Regions from separate parts of the Homo sapiens genome. Here region 2 is linked to region 1. The links are chromatin contacts, found by Hi-C or POLR2A ChIA-PET in ENCODE. All regions are on one chromosome and are shown on one strand. Each heading gives the region's core, a stretch centred on a gene start or an enhancer-like site at or near the end of the contact. The rest is flanking DNA. Distances are from core to core; before and after follow the strand shown.

The links. Hi-C counts contacts between places; a loop is a spot of excess contacts on that map. ChIA-PET counts read pairs that join two places held with the same protein, here RNA polymerase II (POLR2A). Pooled maps may share reads with other maps.
Region 2: a loop to region 1 is called in a pooled map, with 14 times the contacts of the local background. The contact joins the promoter of TMEM218 here to the promoter of USP2 in region 1. A Hi-C loop is called at or near these places in 5 of 50 pooled maps. POLR2A ChIA-PET finds 5 or more read pairs at or near these places in 2 of 52 experiments (activated CD4-positive, alpha-beta T cell and activated T-cell).

What each region holds. Positions count from the first base shown.
Region 1 is chr11:119,380,392-119,384,543 of GRCh38, reverse strand. It overlaps USP2 (ubiquitin specific peptidase 2), which reads left to right and starts at 2,854. Exons shown (of 13, transcript NM_004205.5): 1 at 2,854-3,071. It overlaps USP2-AS1 (USP2 antisense RNA 1), which reads right to left and starts at 2,766. Exons shown (of 4, transcript NR_034160.1): 1 at 2,636-2,766. RefSeq lists an enhancer at 2,787-3,776.
Region 2 is chr11:125,109,744-125,113,594 of GRCh38, reverse strand. TMEM218 (transmembrane protein 218) reads left to right here and starts at 1,969. Exons shown (of 5, transcript NM_001258244.2): 1 at 1,969-2,056. It also overlaps the pseudogene KRT18P59. RefSeq lists enhancers at 1,375-1,554, 917-1,829, 2,185-2,274 and a silencer at 1,645-1,714.

The DNA of each region.
Region 1 (4,152 bases), core at 1,605-4,104:
GGGCCACATTTGACACAATTGACCTTTCCCTCCTCCTTGGTAAGTTTCCTTCTCTTGGCCTTTAGCATACCACCATCTCCTGGGATTTTTTCCTCTCTACACTGGTCCTATGCCTCCATCTCTCTGACAGTTCCAACTGATCTCAAGCTCATATTGGAGAGCTCCAGAATTAAGTCCTTGCACATCTTTTCTATCTACACTTGCTCCCTTGGTAATTCTTCTCATCTCCTGGCTTTAAATAACTTCCATATGCTGATGACTCTCAATCTTTTATCGCCAGCCCAGACCACACCAAACTTGCATATGCAGCTGCTTTCTTGACATCTCCATTTTGATGCCTAGTAGACATATGTTTTTTGTTTTTTGTTTTGAAACTGTGTCTTGCTCTGTCGCCCAGGCTGGAGTACAGTGGCACCATCTCGGCTCACCGAAACCTCTGCCTCCCAGGTTCAAGCGATTATCCTACCATAGCCTTCCCCTCCTCAGTTAAAGTTCAGGTGAAAAATTCCTCCCTCCTCCCCACACTGCCTAATTCATCAGAAAATCCTGTTAGTCCACATTCAAAATACTTCCAAAATCCACCACTTTGCATCACCTGTCCTGCTACCACACTAACCAGACGCTCACAATGACCTCCTAAATGGTCTCCCGCTTCTGCTCTCTTCAGAGCTGTTCTCTACACAGTAGCAAAAGGTATTTTGTTAAAACAAAAATCAGATCCGTGTCCCTCCTCTGCTCAAAACAAACTTGTCCAACCCACAGTATGCAGGCCACATGTGGCCCAGGATGGCTTTGAATGTGGCCCCACACAAATTCGTAAACTTTCTTAAAACATTATGAGTTTTTTTTAAAGCTCATCAGCTATCTTTAGTGTTAGTGTATTTTATGTGTGGCCCAAAACAATAATTCTTCTTCTACCATAACCCAGGGAAGCCAAAAGATTGGACAACCCTGTTTCAAAACCTTCCAGTAGCTTCATAAAAGCCAAAGTCCTCAGAATGGCCTTGGGGACCTACAGGCTGGGTCCTTCTCTGACCTCTCTGATCGCGTCTCCCACTCTTTCCCTATCTTTCTCTCTCTTCACTCCAGCCACATTGACTTTGTTCTTCCTCGAAAGTGGCAGGTCGCTCCCACCTCAGGACCTTTACTTTTACTCTTCTCTCTGCCTAGAACATTCTTTCCCCACATTTATGTGTAGTTCACGCCTAGCCTCCCTCAGGTCACTTGAATGTTACCTTCTCCGAACGCACCTCCTCCTTGCTTGATGTGCCCCATAGCTCTTAGCATCATCTAACATATTACATATTCTACTTATTTAGTCCTGCTTCTACTAGAATGTAAGCTCCCTGAGGGCAGGGATTGTGCCTGTTTTGTTCCCTGCTATATCCCCAGTTTCTAGAAGAGTGACTGGCATGTCCAATATCCATCTGTAAAATGAAGTGATGGAATGAGGGCCCTAAGGAAATATAACATGGTGAAACCCCATCTCTACTAAATACAAAAAATTAGCTGGGGCCGGGTGCAGTGGCTCACACCTGTAATCCCAGCACTTTGGGGGTCTGAGGCTGGTGGATCACCTGAGGTCAGGAGTTCAAGACCAGCCTGACCAACACGGTGAAACCCTGTCTCTACTAAAAATTCAAAAATTAGCCAGGCGTGGTGGTGGGCTCCTGTAATCCCAGCTACTCGGGGGAGGCTGAGGCACAAGAATCACTTGAACCCGGGAGGAGGAGGTTGCAGTGAGCCGAGATTATGCCATTGCACTCCAGCCTGGACAACAGAGCAAGACTCTATAAAAAAAAAATCGGCCTGGCGTGGTGGCGCACGCCTGTAATCCCAGCTACTTGGGAGGCTGAGGCAGAATTGCTTGAACCTGGAGGTTGCAGTGAGCTGAGATCGCGCCATTGCACTCCAGCCTTGGCAACAAGAGCGACGACACTCCGTCTCAAAAAAACAAAAAACAAAAACAAAAACAAAACAAGAGTTGAAATCAAGAAGGGAATCGTGCCTTGGACAAGAACAGGGGTGCCTCTTTCACTGCTCCTGATAAGAATGGATTCAGACATGTTTGTAGGTAGAAATTTAAGAATTCCCCTCTTGATTGCGTCTGATTTCTCTGGGAAATAGAAGAGAAGGAAGGACTTGAGGAGAGTAGCGATGGAGAGAGAGATCTATGGTGAAGATGGGAGGAGTTAACGGCAGCTGCAAGGGTTGATGGAGCAGCTGAAGTTGAAAACCTGGATTCGCCTTGGTACCCAGCTACCTGGTTGTGCGATTTTCCTCATCAACATCGGGGGAGTCGGGAGAAGGTTACATAAAAGGAATGGGAGCAGCAAAAATTCAAGTTTTGTCTCGGCTTTTTCTTGAAAAGACCAAAGAGAATTCTTTCATTGACTCAGTGCCTCCGTTTACCCACTCAGGCATTCATCACTAATCACTGGTCCCATGAAAGTAAAATGAGCGGAGAGTGTCTTTGACAGCAGAGAAAAAGAGAAGAGGCTGAGGAACAGGACCTCCCCCAGCCCAGTGAGAAGGGGAGTGGGGGACGTTTAGCCTTCCCTAAAAACTGAAAGTTGATACGCCCCAGGGCTCAAGTTCCGAGCCTTCTCCCATGACGCCTCTTCTTTCCCAATACCTTCCAGCTGCCCCGTCGTGTGACATTCCAGTCCACCTCTGTTCCTGCTCCACCCGCTCCAAACTCGCGTGCTTTTCCTCCACGTGGTTCTCTGTGTATATCGGTTGCCTGGGTGGCCCCAGCCGGAGGCCGGGCTCTAATGACGCCACAGTAGGAACAAGCCAATAGCCGTGACGCGACTCAGTGACGCGAGACGCGGGGTGTGGCTCTGCCGGCCCAGGCGCGATGAGGCGGCTGCCCGCTGGGTGGCGCCGATTTCCCGGGGAGGTCCCTTCTGGGCCCCCGGCGGAGGTGGGAGAGAGTCAGGCAGGAGCCGAGGCCGGGGAGCCCTCTTCGTCAGCTGGTGCTCACTGCGCCGCGCCAGCGCCAGCCGGGACTCACCCGCAGCTCCATGCTTGTGCCCGGTTCGACTCGTCCATACTCCAAGAAGAGGCAGGTACGTGCCACCTGTCGGGGATCCGGGAGGGGGGATTCGGGGATCAGTGCCGGTTTGGAGCTCAGAAAGTAAGGTGTCCACGACATTCTGGGCAGAGTGGACACTAGAAATATAGGGAGAGAGCCGGCTGTGCAGGGACGCTCCAGCTGTGTCTGCCAGTTGTGTGAGGGCTGCCTGCTGACAGCCCAGGGTGCCAGGAAGAGCCAACTGTGTGCTGATCAGTGTATTCTAAGGAAATGCTGCTTTGGCGGGTCCTCCTCGCTGTGCCCCGTGTATATCGGTGGTATGTGGCCTGAGCGACACTGACAAACCCCCTCCCCACGTGTGCGTGCAGCTCACTCGCTGCTCTTAAAGCTCCCCGGTCAGTTTGCTAAAGGGGGTTAGGGGCGGGGGTTGGGCAACAATTAAGCGGAAGGGGAGATTTTCCACCAATCCCAAACCAGAAAGAGGCAGCTTTGAAATTCTCACCAGTCCCAAACCAGAAGCAGGCACGCGGTGCTCCGGAGAGAGCAACTTCTCAACAGTCAAGGGAAGCCCTAGCCAACCCATTCTAGCCCTTCCCTGAAGAGTGAACATCCTACCTCCTGACCTGGCTGCCTTTAGAATGGGACTGAGCTGGAGGTAGTGGTAGGGGCTGCTCACCTCCCCTGGAATGGGCATGAGAACATCCCCCAGATGGACCCCCGTAAAGCAGAGGAAAGGAGAGCTGATTGGGCTAAGGTCGAGGCAGGCCCCCTCCTTTGATGCTGTAGATGCATGTCAGACTGGAGTCAGAATGAGGACTGGAATGAGGGCGTCCTCTGAAGTGCATCATTAGGACCTGGGCTGAGTCAGTAGCCTGTGCTAAGACAGGGTGGAGGCACCAGGCTGGGTACTCCCAGTCCTCGGGGAGAGCCATCGAGAAACGTCCTGGGAGCAGACAAGTGCACCAAGGCCAGAGAGGCTAAGAACCCCGTTCCTTCCTCTTGTGACCCTGCCCAGCCCGGCTCTGTGGCCCTGGAATCCTGAGCCCTCCCACAGGTAGAGTGGAACCACCCCAGAGGGGCCAAGCATTCTCCTGGTGGCCTGGGGGAAGCTGCAC
Region 2 (3,851 bases), core at 720-3,219, 5.7 Mb before region 1:
TGGTAAAGCAAATGGTGAAGCTCATGCTGCCTAAGGAGAAAAGCGAGAGGACAGGACTCAAGTTCTGTTGAGCCATGCCCATTTTTAATTTATAGCTTAACTGAAGCCAGTATGATCATTAGAAGTGTAAGGAAGTTAACTTTTCCAATCTCAAACTTTGAACTTTTGACCACTTTCCTCCAAAATATTAAGGTCTCAGAGCCAGTTCTGACCAGCTTGTCTACACATTACTTTCCATCATTTGTCTCCATATTATTCTCCAGATACTCAGTGCTCATTCTTGCCTTGGCCTCTTTGCTCAAACTACTTTCTCCTCCTGGATTCTGTTCCACCTTTCCTGTTCCTACTCATATGCTAGGACCCAGCATTAGTTCTAGCTCTATGATAAAGACACACACATTAATTCCAGCCATAACAAAATATCCCCCAAATAATACAAGGGAAGAAGTGCTCTGGAAACTACGAAATGTTCTGCAAATATGAAGTATTATTATATTTTGGAGAAATTAATTGTACAATAGGGTTGGCCCATTGTTATATCTTGCTTTAAAGTGTTTCCTACTTGTTTCATGTGTTGTTGACCTAACATTACAAAACCACGGGCTATTAAGATGGGAGTCACATCTCATTTCTTGTATATCTTCGCAGTTCCTAACAGAACATAGCTGCAGTCAACACTCAGTTCCAGTGAAATGAATTCATCAAAATAAAGGATTTCTTAGCCACAGAGCTTCTCACTGGGCCAAGTAATGTTAAGTTGCTAAACGCACAACAAATCATTGGTTACTTTATGTGATTGTAAATGAAGCCTCGAAAGTTGAATAAATTTGAGACGTGCAGTTGATGAAATTCAAGCATCTTCTTCTTTTTGGTTCATAAAGCTGTGATTCAGGAGAATTCCTTAAATCAGAGATTCAGTGCTCTAAGATTGAATAGGTTGCTTCATGATATTTCTTAAAATTTTGTTTAAGGTCAAAGGTTCAAACGGTGCAGCTCTCCAATTTGGTATTGATTATTGTTTGTTTCCCCTTCTTGATTCAGTGGTGGAGCACGCAGCCTCTGTCCTACTTCCTTTGGTTGTCCTGATTGATGCATCTTTTGGTCTAACAGGCCATAGCCTCAAAGCAAAGTCATGGCAAGCTTTAGTTGGCAGTTAGGTAACAGCAGTCTGCCAATAGCGTGGGCCAGCTCCAGTTCCAGCAGCCTGGCGGCAGAGGGTTTACTTGATGGACCCTGGGCCTCTTCCCCAGTCTGTCCCGTGGGTAGAATGATCTTTGCCTTTGTCTGTTTCGCAAGGCTAATGGAAGAATTAAATACCAAATAAAACAAGTCGAGATAAAGATAAATGAAGCGTGCCGTTATTACAACTGGTGCTTCGTCCTCAGTTCCCTCCAGGAGGGTTGTTGGGGACACTTAATGACCGGGCCTGAGCTGACTTGTCCACCACATCTTGCGCCCCACTCGAGCTAGTGGGTTGGGGATTGAGATGTTCATCAGGCCCCGGAAAAGGCATTGATGTCTAGATGACTGTGCAGTTCTCTGGAGTTCGAGATCTGAGCTGCCTGGCCCTGCTGCTTCGCTGCCTGGATGGGCAATCTCTATGGTGACAGCGAGTGAGGCCGGAAGAAGTCTCTCTCTTCCGCCCAACAACCCGCCCTCAGGCTAGACTGACCAATGGCCCAATGAGTTACGGAGAGATGGTGTGATTGACAGTGGAGTGGCGGGGGGGCGGGGAGTGCAGCTCGGACCGCTGCTACCCAACCGAACTGAGGTCGGTCCAAAGGCTGACAGGCACCGACCAATCGGAGGGCGTAACGAAGGGTGACGAGCCAACCCACCGCGCTCGGCGTTGCCGGGAGCCGCGCTAGGCGTAAGCTAATGAGGAAGAAGTTGGCCGTTGAAAGAGCAACGCTGATTAGTGAATCTTAAATCACCTAAATGAAAGCCCACTTGTGATTCGCCCTAAGTAAACCAGAGCCCCGTGGGCTGGAACGCGCCGGAATCTGAGGTGTGAGTAGAGCCTGGGGGAGAGTGGATCCAGGTGAAGGGGGCAGAGGTGAGGAAAGCGGGGCGGCTGCGGGGAAGGGAGAAAAGTGGAGGGTCGGGCTGAGGTGGTTGGAAGAAGGCGTGGGCGGACGGCGGTGCACGGACCTCGCAGACCACCCTTACCGCTGATCTGGACCCAAGGCCCGGCTAATAAATACTTAATTGGAGGCAGAGAAGGAAGGACTGTTTTGTTTCATGCTCTTAAGAAAAGGAAGTGTCAGTGCCTGATTCAGATCTCTTATGACCGAGACCTTAATCCCTCTCTAGCTCCTGGGAGGTGGCCAGGTGCACATTCTGAAGACGAGACATGGGGGGCATTGTTTTCCTGTCGCCAGTTTGAATCTGCAACAGGGTTGGGGAGAAGCTTAGAGTTCAAGTGGGGTGTTCCCAGGCTGCAGTGCTGTGAGATCCAGAGAGCGGATAGACCGAGGCTCTGCAGCGCTTCCAACCCACAACACCGTCCAGGAGAGGGATGCAAGGAAGAGACCTAGGTTTACTGATCCTCCTTTTTCTATCAACGTGTTAAGAGCAGATGCTACATCGGTGGCATTTTGGGAGCTTGGCAACTGATTTTTTCCCCAGGCTTGCATTTTATCTAATTACAAAGGTAGAGGCGTTATTCTAATATTTTAAAATTCAAAAGATAGTGAAGTGTTTAAAGTAGAAACATAAAAGTGTGAAAGTAACCCCCCCCCCCCGTTATTTTTGAAGGTTTGGAAAACAGCTATAAAGCAAAGTGAAAAGGACTCTTCCAGAGGAGCACTTCACTCCTTGTAACCCACTGTTTTCTGTTGCTTTCAAGGGCTTGAGTCAGTGTGAAAATCGGGGGATGGGTGAGATATCTCCCTCCAGCAGCAGCACTTAGGCCACATTACCCTCTGAGGAATCCACATTTGTCTTAGATAGTAAGTCATCTTATAAGTCATCTTATAATGGCAGTTAGTATTCTCGCTCATGATGATCAACCTGGTGATGAGTACCGTATTTTTAATCCATTAGGTTACCTGTGCAGGGATCAGTCCATTTATTCCTATTTTCTCTGACAGCTGGATGAAAGGGTATGTAGAAACAACCATTAAATGAACACACACATCTAAAAGGTTTTGAACAAACTCTCTCAGAGAAAAACCTCACAGCATTGAGCACAGAAGGAAAACATTAGCCCTGTAGTTGCTTTTGTTGTCAGCTGCTGAACTGTTCAAATTTAAATTATTTTTTTTCACTCCAGTCTACCTGCTTTAAATGCCACAGATATTAAGTAAATGGACTTACCCTTGAAATCGGGTTGGCCAAGCCATCACTTCTCAAAGAAGGTTTAATGATGGCATGAACCCGTTTTTATATTTTATTGTATTGTACTCAATAACAATAATTTAGCTATTCTAATATGGGAAATTATCACAGATATTATTCTCACATTTAAATAAGATAAAAATGACTAGATGTTCTCTCTTCCTCTATAGCAGCACTCTATACTATACCCAGCCCTTCTTTTCTATGCTTAGTAAGAAAATGTATAGTTTGCTTATAAAATTATGAGCTCCATTCTTAAAAGAGCTTGGGAATATTTATCTTATTACTTTAAAGCCATACCATATATAAATCCAATGTCTCACGAACTCTTAAGCTACTAAGGGGGATTGAAGGGCAACATTTCTAATGGCGCCAGCCAGCTTCAACTACCATTTGCCCTCTATTCTAACTGTTAGAGTTGGTCCAAGTCTTCTGGGTTATTTGTGTAATATCCAGAATAGCACAAATTAAATTTAAATAGTTGTTTTCTTAAGAGCAGTACCATCAGCTCA